Regions from separate parts of the Homo sapiens genome. Here region 1 is linked to region 2. Evidence: chromatin contacts called from ENCODE Hi-C or POLR2A ChIA-PET data. All regions are on one chromosome and are shown on one strand. The core of a region is the stretch at or near the end of the contact, and the rest is flanking DNA. Distances in the headings are between cores, read along the strand shown.

Region 1 (4,690 bases), core at 487-2,986, 85 kb after region 2:
ATTTGGGTTGGTTCCAAGTCTTTGCTATTGTGAATAGTGCCGCAATAAACATACGTGTGCATGTGTCTTTATAGCAGCATGATTTATAGCCCTTTAGGTATATACCCAGTAATGGGATGGCTGGGTCAAATGGTATTTCTGGTTCTAGATCCCTGAGGAATGGCCACACTGACTTCCACAATGGTTGAACTAGTTTACAGTCCCACCAACAGTGTAAAAGTGTTCCTATTTCTCCACATCCTCTCCAGCACCTGTTGTTTCCTGACTTTTTAATGATTGCCATTCTAACTAGTGTGAAATGGTATCTCATTGTGGTTTTGATTTGCATTTGTCTGATGGCCAGTGATGATGAGCATTTTTTCATGTGTTTTTTGGCTGCATAAATGTCTTCTTTTGAGAAGTGTCTGTTCATGTCCTTTGCCCACTTTTTGATGGGGCTGTTTGTTTTTTTCTTGTAAATTTGTTTGAGTTCATTGTAGATTCTGGATATTAGCCCTTTGTCAGATGAGTAGGTTGCAAAAATTTTCTCCCATTTTGTAGGTTGCCTGTTCACTCTGATGGTAGTTTCTTTTGCTGTGCAGAAGCTCTTTAGTTTAATTAGATCCCATTTGTCAATTTTGGCTTTTGTTGCCATTGCTTTTAGTGTTTTAGACATGAAGTCCTTGCCCATGCCTATGTCCTGAATGGTAATGCCTAGGTTTTCTTCTAGGGTTTTTATGGTTTTAGGTCTAACGTTTAAGTCTTTAATCCATCTTGAATTGATTTTTGTATAAGGTGTAAGGAAGGGATCCAGTTTCAGCTTTCTACATATGGCTAGCCAGTTTTCCCAGCACCATTTATTAAATAGGGAATCCTTTCCCCATTGCTTGTTTTTCTCAGGTTTGTCAAAGATCAGATAGTTGTAGATATGCGGCGTTATTTCTGAGGGCTCTTATATTAGTTTATCACATGCTTTCATCTCTTACTCTACAGTTGTCATACATACATTCAGAGGACAATGTTATACTTTTATTTAAAACAATCATATGAACCTTAAAAGGAAAAAAGTAATATTTTATTAGGCAGGATTTCTTTTAATGTACACTTGTTGGCAATAAATTTCCCTCATTTCCTTTACTTGAATTTTTTAAATCATTTTAATATATTCATATTTAACCTCCAAATATATCCATGTTCAAATCCCTGGAACCTGTGAATGTTACTATTAAAAAGAAAAGCCAGGTGTGGTGGCTCATGCCTGTAATCCCAGCACTTTGGGAGGTCGAGGCCGGAGGATCATCTGAGGTCAGGAGTTCAAGGCCAGCCTGGTCAACATGGTGAAACTCCATCTCTACAAGAAAAAAAACAAAAATTAGCTGGGCATGATGGCAAGTGCCTGTAATCCTAGCTACTCAGGAGGCTGAGGCAGGAGAATTGCTTGAACCTGGGAGGCGGAGGTTGCAGTGAGCTGAGATCATGCCATTGCACTCCAGCCTGGGTGACACAGTGAGACGCCATCTCAAAAAAAGAAAAGAAAAAAAAAAGAACCTTTAATTAAATTGAACAGTGTTTAACTGGGCAGAAAAAAAAGATTCGTGAAAAAGGTAGCACTCAACACAAAAGCAGTTCAGAGAGTTCCACTACAAAATGTGGGCAGGGAATATTTATAGCCAGAAAACAGAAGTGACATACAAAAATAGTCTACATGGTTACAGTTCTGTGTTTGCCTTAGTTTAACATCTTTTGCTGGTTTGCAGCCTGTGATTGGCTGAAAGCTTGGCTGCTATGATTGGCTGCAACACAGCTGCATGTTCTAAGAATTTACTCACAAGTTGTTAGGTTGCAGTTGGTTCACCTATAATTTAGATTACAGTTTATTACATACGTAGGTTAGTTTCAGGCCAAATGTAATTTAATTTAACAATTATTCTCTTTTGCTCAGCCACTCAATTTTAAGAGATTGACCAAAACCTTGGCACTGATACTCCTTTCTGTCACCTTCATAATGGACTTGTTTGATCTCTATATAAATTCACAATTCATTATATGAAATTAGTTGGATGATTATGCTTTCCTCGTGTTTTTTTACTCTAACTGTAATGAGATCTTTTGATGTACAAAGGATGGCTACGTATGAGCATTTATAATTCTTAAGGGATATAACACAGGAGGGAGGCCACTATAATGGCTATTGGGAGGATAATATAAAGAAAGTGAAGTACACTATGCAACAGGAATCTCTGCGAACCAAACTCATCAGAACAAACAATTCAAAATTCAGGCAATAAAGACAATTCATCAGTATTTAAGTCTTAGTGGTCATAGTCTGTGTTTGGGGTGGAGTGGCAATTAAGAACCATAGTGTGCTGTAAAATGGTCTGATTTAAAGAGATATCTATTTTTGTAGTTAGCCTGGTAATATCAATCATAGTAATCTGTACATGATTAAATGAAACACAGAGATGAGAAAAATCTTAGACTAGCCAGCCTTGCCATCCACCATTTAGGACGCCTGCAAACCAGCTGTTAGCTACTCCCATAATCACGTCATGTGTTTCTTTCCCCTGAGAAATGTCCCTGGTGCATTCGGTGGCAGTGTTTACAGGAATTGCAGTGTTGGCTACCTTTTAAATTAAGCTTTCTGTAGTAGTAAAACCAGCGTGAAGGTAAGTGCAGCATTCAGTTCTGTTTAGCACCATGGGCAAGACCCCAACATAAGCCAAGAAGAGATCTAACACCGTACAGTGTTCCATTAAGTGTTTTTGCTGAACATGACCTTTTTTTATCCCCCTTCAGGAGAGTGGCTTCTTCCCATTTAAACCCTGGAAAATATAATTGGCTACAAATTTCAAGATTTTTTCCCAATTTATGGATTACCTTCAAGTTCCATACAACTGGCACCATCTACCAACAAGAGTGAGCATCCAGGAACCTCGTTAGAAACTTTTCTCAGTGGAAATTAACTTATCTTCATTCCACTTTAAGGTTAGTATGAATTTTGGTTATTGATCACTTTGGCCTTTGATTATGGAAGGTATTATGGAAACTTTCAGAGAAAGCTATTTGGAAGACAGGAGTGAGCCAGGCCCATTAGCAAGATATGAACCAGCAAGCAGAACACAGTAAACAAATTCTCCTCAGACCCAATGTGTCTGCAGGCCCCCAGGAGCTGGAAAAGAGGGCCACCTGGTGGCATGTGAGCAGAGGCCAGTTACACTTTTTCACCCATAGGCCTACATAGCGCGTGAGCCAGGTTCAGCGAGTAATTTATTTTCTGTGTGTGGTCCCTTTATAGCATGCTGGAAGGATGCATAACAGTATTCAGTGGAACGAGACCTTACTGGATTTAGTCCAGCGACATCATACAAGCAATTACTTGTACCCTCATAAGTGATCCCCAAATCTTGAGTATTCAATGCTCGGAAGCACAACATACCTTTTGTAGGCATCACTTTGATAGGTTTTTTATATTTAGTAGCCATTCTGTTATTAACTGGAAAGGTCAGAGTATTGTTTTCAATAAGCATAGGAAAGCAAGTAGCAGTCATGTCTAGAATATCAATTTCTACTCCTCCTTTGAGGTTTTAGCATGACTGTCACTGGTAACACAGACAGGCAGTGGCATTAGTGGAATCGTTTCCTGATTTGGGGGCATTAGCTACAAATTTAACAATTGTTTTGGTTTCTTACTGGAGCATAAGCCTTTGCTAAAGCCATCCACAAATTACAGTCCATGGCTTTTCCTGTAAAGAAAGGGAACGATTAGGATGGCAGAAATAGGAAAAAGAGGAAAAAGGATAAGGTTTTCAGTTTTCATGATGTCAGAAAAGTCTTGATCTATGGCGTTAGGATAGCTGTTAATGTCTAGGATGGCATCTGCTTCTGGGGAAAAGTTTTCCTGGTCAGGTTTACCTTCAATTCTCAAACAGGTATACATTTCCAGGAGCTTGGAGGGGCCCTTTTGAGCTTTAACATGTGAACCCAAGGTTTAAGCCTTTGATATTTTACTGCAGCGTGGGTGGCAAGTAGAACTTGGTATGGTCTCTTCCAATAGGGAGAGGACCATGGGTTCAATGAGGTCTCTGATGTCATTTTCAGAAGATCCAATCTCCAGGTTCTGGGTTTTGAAAGGTCTGGTTGTTCTCAGTCTGTGGGTCATGGAAGATCTCCTTCACCTGGTGAAAATACACTATGACATAATGCATTAAAGCCTGCAGTATTTAGTCATATCAGAGTTTAGGATAATGGAAGATACACGAGGTTCTATTATTAAGGGCATATGCCTTCCAGGAACTATTCCATAAGGAGTCAATCGATGTTTTCCACTGGGGGTGGATTTGATTACCATTAAAGCCGAGGTAATATTACCTCAGTAATGATTACCATTAAAGCCAGCGCAATCAAATTGATTCAGTTAACTTTGCCAATTTCAGCTGTAAAATGCCATTTGTCTTTTGACCTTTCCAGAAGACTAAGGGTAATAGGGACAATGGTGATGCCATTGGGTGCATAAGCTTATTCGACTGTTTCTAAATTGTCCAGTGAAATAGGTTCCTCTGTTGCTGGAGATTTCTCCAGGGATGCTCCATAAAGGAAATACTTTTTAAATAACTTCTTAGCTACCATCATAAGATCAGCTTTCTCAGATGGGAAAGCTTCTATCCAGCCAGATAACATGTAAATATACAGATATCCCACTGAAAATGACAAT
Region 2 (4,619 bases), core at 1,055-3,554:
CTGGGTACGGCGACTCATACCTGTAATCCCAGCACTTTGGGAGGCAGAAGCGGGTGGATCACCTGAGGTCATGAGTTTGAGACCAGCCTGACCAACATGGTGAAACCCTGCCTCTACGAAAGAAAGAAAGAAAAAGAGAGAGAGAGAGAGAGAGAGAGAGAGAAAGAAAGAAAGAAAGACAGGAAGAAAGAAAGAAAGAAAAGAAAGGAAGGAAGGAAGGAGAGAAAGAAAGAAAGAGAATGAAAGAAAAGAAAGGAAGAGAAAGAAAGAAGGAAAGAAAGAAAAAGAAAGAAAGAAAGAAAAAGAAAGAAAGAAAAAGAAAGGAAGGAAGGAAGGAAGGGCACAATAGGGACAAGGTGAAGAATGGCAGACGACAACATGGAAAAGCAAAGGGCTTCTTGTATCAGATGACTCAGACCAAGAGCCCCAGTGCCACGGAAAGGACAGCCTGTGGTGGGAGGGAGGGCAAATTAGGACAGCCTGGGCTGTGGGGGCTGACTGCATGAACCAAGAAGGAGGAGGCACCTTTTTTTTTTTTTTTTTTTTGGAGACAGGGTCTCGGTTAGTTGAGAGGTACTATTCTGTACCAAAGTGTGTGTGTGCCCTCAGCTGAAGTCCATCTTTTGCCAGAAAAGTCTTGATGATGTTGTCCCTCCAGCCTCCTGTGCAGTGCTGGGATTTCACACATTGGGCCTTCCCGTGGTGTTTCACCCCAGAACCCATTTTTTATCCTCCCTCCCTGACCCCAGCATGCCTAACCCAGCAGTTAGTTCTGAGGGACAATACTTTAAACCCTCATGGCCTCCCTCACCCACCTTCTGGTGGCCAGCCTCTTGTCCTGGACTGACTGTGGCCCTCCACCCCGGTCCCTGCTCCCCCTTCGTGCCCTGCATCTCTCTTCCACAGAGCGCGTCAGCTTCACAGCATCCCCCAGCGCGACAGGTCCCACTCACAAACCTCCCGGCCTACCCTAATTCTGGGAGTCAGAACCGACGTCCTTCCCAACTGAGTTTCCCACACCCCACCCAAGGCCGCCTCTCCATCTCCTCCCTGCCCTTCCCTCGGCCTGGAAGGGCCACTCCTTTCCCCCACGTCTTGCTCAAATGTCACTTCCTCAAAGAGGCCTTCCCTGGCCACACCCGCTGGCCCATGCCACTCAGCTGGAGTAAGTCTCTTGCCAGCACCAGTGGGAAAGAAAATATCCACATTCAGATTTTGTCTTTGCTGCTATTTCTGGTCAACTTTCTCTCATTGGAAGCAACGTTCCCTGAGGGGAGTTGGTTGGAGCCTCCCCAGTTTCAGCCCCAGTGCTGCAGCGATGCCAGCCGTGGAGTGGCCACAGGGTCAGCCCAGAATGAATGAGTTTGAGGTGAACAACCTCATACCCGCTTTTCCTAACCCCTCCTTTTTAAGCTCCTTGATGGAAAACTTTGCTCGTTACATCTCCTTGCTTCCATCTCTGCCTGCTCCAGCGCCTTCCTCTTCCCCTGCCACCCTCCCAGGAGCATGAGCTCCCCATACACTGTGCACCCCAGGGTGTTTCTGCCCAGGGGCAGGCTAACGTGCAGTGGGGGCTGCGGCCTAACGTGGACTAGAAGGCCTTGGGTCCTGGTGCCAGAGAGCTCACCTCTCCCTCCTTCCTCGGCATCGCGGCCTTCCCCATGGAGGTCCCATCATCTGCCGCTGCTGCTTTGTCTTAGAAAACTCAGGGACACTCACTCACTGCCCCTGCTTCATGCCCCTCGTGCGTCCACACCACACAGTGGCTTATAGGGTACCCACTCCACGAGGGAGCTTAGGCAGATCCTGATGGGACAGAGAAACAAAAGCAGGAGCCCATTTCCAGCAGCGTTGCGTTCCGGGGGGTTCCTCTCCTAATCCAGGGGACAGAGGAGCTCACCGGTGATACTGCTGTGAGGGGAGAGGTGCGGCGATAGAGGGTGCTGTGGGACTCCCCAAGGACCCCATCGGCCTGGTGGGGGCTGGGGGTGGGTAGCCTAAGGTCAATTCCATCCCAGATTTATCTGGCCCAGCTCATCAGTCCCAGGAGGGATGCCTGGTGCTTCCTTCTCTCGATCCCCCATTCTCCCCGAGCCCAGTCAACGCCTGTGCAATGTGATGAGTCGCTCCGTGTTTAGGGAAGCGACTCATCACGGGTCCAGCACCCTTCACAAGCTGCCCCGTGTTCCTTTTTAGCTTCACCCCCACCCCCCACTTTGCACACACTCTACACACTGCAACCTCAGCCGACTTCCGTGGCCAGCTATGCAGGGTCTTGTTGGCCAGGCTGCTCCTCTGCCTGGAATAACCTCATCTTCCTCCCTGGCAGGCAAGTGTGAGTCACACAGGGCTTCAAAACATACTAAAATGTCACCTTCTCTTTGAACTTACCTGCCCCTCTTCCTGGCTTGCCCTCCCCCATCCACAGCCGATGCTGTCTCCTTTTGAACTCCCGTCAACTGGGTAAGACTTTGGTGCTGGCACTGCCTAGGTACATCGTAATAAACAAGTGCTTATTCACAATAGCAAAACAAACCTGGAGCCCATCAACAGTGGACTAGGTAAGGAAAACATGATACCTATACACCGTGGAATACTACACAGCTGTAAAAATGATATCATGTCCTTTGCAGCAACATGGATACAGCAGGAGGCCATTATCCTAAGTGAATTAACACAGGAGCAGAAAACCAAATACCGCATGTTTTCACTTGTAAGAGGGAGCTAAACATTGGGCACACATGAACATAAAGATGGCAGTAACAGACATGGGGGACTACTAGAGAGGGAGGGAGGGAGGGAGGGGGAAAGACTGAAAAACTACCTATTGGGCACAATGCTCACTACCCAGCTGATGGGATCAATTGTACCCCAAACCTCAGCATCAAGCAATATATGCACGCAACAAACCTGCACGGGTACCCCCTGAATCTAAAATAAAAGTTGAAGTGAAAGACAGAAAGAAAGAAAAAGAAAGAAAGAAAGAAAGAAAGAAAGAAAGAAAGAAAGAAAGAAAGAAAGAAAGAAAAGAAAGAAAGAAAGGAAGAATGAGAAAGAAGGAAGGAAGGGAGAGAGAGAAAGAAAGAAAGAAAGAAAGAAAGAAAGAAAGACAGACAGACAGACAAACAAGTGCTCCGCGAGCTCCAGGAGGGCAGGAGCTGATTTCATTCCCTGCAAATCCTTGTGCCTGGCTGGGTGCCAGCACACAGTGGGTGCTCAAAACATGTGGGCTGATGGAAGAAGAGAATTTGCTTCCATCACTACAACTGTGAAGTCCTTTAAGATAGCAATGTGATAGACTTGACCCCTGTAGAAAGCAGAGCCACGCTGAATAGAATCAGCTGATTTTTTTTTTTTTAACATCTGGCGAATGATTTCATGGGATCTGGCCTCAGTTTCCTCCCTGAGAGCGTGATGCGGGATTCTGTCTGTGGGCTCCGCATTGGTTGATTCAAGGACCTGGTCAGTACTGCCATCTGGTGGCCGTTTACCCCATTTGCAGATTGGGCTCTTAAAAGCTCCAGCACAGTAATTCTGCAATCATTATTATTTATTTATTTTGGTAAAATTCCCATTTTTTTCCCAACTCACAGGGGAAGAAAAAATACTTTTAGTGTGAGAGGGAGAGGATTTCCTCACCATTATTTCCCTCCTAAAATCCCACCCCCACCCAGACCTGCACAGTCCACAAGGAGAGCCCATGACGAATAGCCTGGCCTTGGTGGAAACCCACGGCACTCTCTGGCTGTCTGCACTTATGCATCTCCGAGGAGAGCAGAGATCGCCTTATCAGACCTCCCGCAGCGAGGTAAGCTTCAACTCCAAGGTCAGGAGCAGCTCAGGCTAGGAGTGGGCCAGCGACCCATTCTGTGCTCTGCTGCAGGCCCCTAAATGCAGCATTTGATTTCTCTTAGGACAAAATGAAGGCTTGTTAAATATATATATATATTTAAAAGGCAAGCACAGCCAACCAGTGCCACTCTCATTGCTTTATCTCTCCTTGTAACCCTACAACAGTCAATGGAAAGACAAAATGTGGGCTGCTAATTCCTCCTTCCTGGGACTTCAGGTCGGCATCTCCTCATTACAGCCATCATTCTAGAAATTAATGACTATGCTCTTTGTTCTTTGATACTTGCAGCGATGATCTAGGCCCTTAAATGCAGGGCTTAAGTTCCCCTCAAAAACCAGGGCTATGTCGGCAGGCTAGTCAGACTGTCTGGAAGAGCAGCCAACAGGAAGTCGTAGATTGTCTGTGCTTCTTCTGAGTTTGGATGCGTCTTTACCAGAAAACTATACTGTCTTCCACAGCAGCTTTCAACTCATGATCCTCCCTCTTGTCCCTCTTAGCAAACCACTACCAAGTGGCATTTTAAGATGTCAAAAAATCCCAGCATAGAATTGCTTCATTGTGAGTGCTGGTGCTGGCACACAGTGGGTGCTCAAAACTTGTGGGCCCAATGGAAGAGCATTTGCTTTTATCACTCTACAACTGTGAACGTCTTTATGTTTTCTCTGTACCTGAATTATAACAAGGCAAGGATTGGGGCTGATTCTGGGATTTTGGGACAGTTAAGGCAGCCAATGGAATCTGTTAGCACGAGTATTTCCTAGTCTTC

What was found. Hi-C counts contacts between places; a loop is a spot of excess contacts on that map. ChIA-PET counts read pairs that join two places held with the same protein, here RNA polymerase II (POLR2A). Pooled maps may share reads with other maps.
Region 1: a map of OCI-LY7 shows a loop between it and region 2 (5-fold over the local background). The contact joins two enhancer-like sites. A Hi-C loop is called at or near these places in 1 of 168 maps with a recorded cell type or tissue (OCI-LY7) and 7 of 50 pooled maps. POLR2A ChIA-PET finds 5 or more read pairs at or near these places in 3 of 52 experiments (OCI-LY7, T-cell and activated CD4-positive, alpha-beta T cell).

What each region holds. Positions count from the first base shown.
Region 1 is chr7:50,118,482-50,123,171 of GRCh38, reverse strand. The region is part of intron 2 of SPMIP7 (sperm microtubule inner protein 7); the gene reads right to left. Among named protein-coding and RNA genes, the nearest start is that of SPMIP7, 25 kb to the right of the region's middle. Within about 2 kb of position 1,736, at least 2 of the 41 ENCODE cell types and tissues checked have a DNase peak (open chromatin) inside an H3K27ac peak, as active enhancers do.
Region 2 is chr7:50,204,381-50,208,999 of GRCh38, reverse strand. No RefSeq gene overlaps it. Among named protein-coding and RNA genes, the nearest start is that of IKZF1, 98 kb to the left of the region's middle. RefSeq lists a silencer at 2,152-2,201 and enhancers at 1,508-2,437, 3,218-3,397. Within about 2 kb of position 2,304, at least 6 of the 41 ENCODE cell types and tissues checked have a DNase peak (open chromatin) inside an H3K27ac peak, as active enhancers do.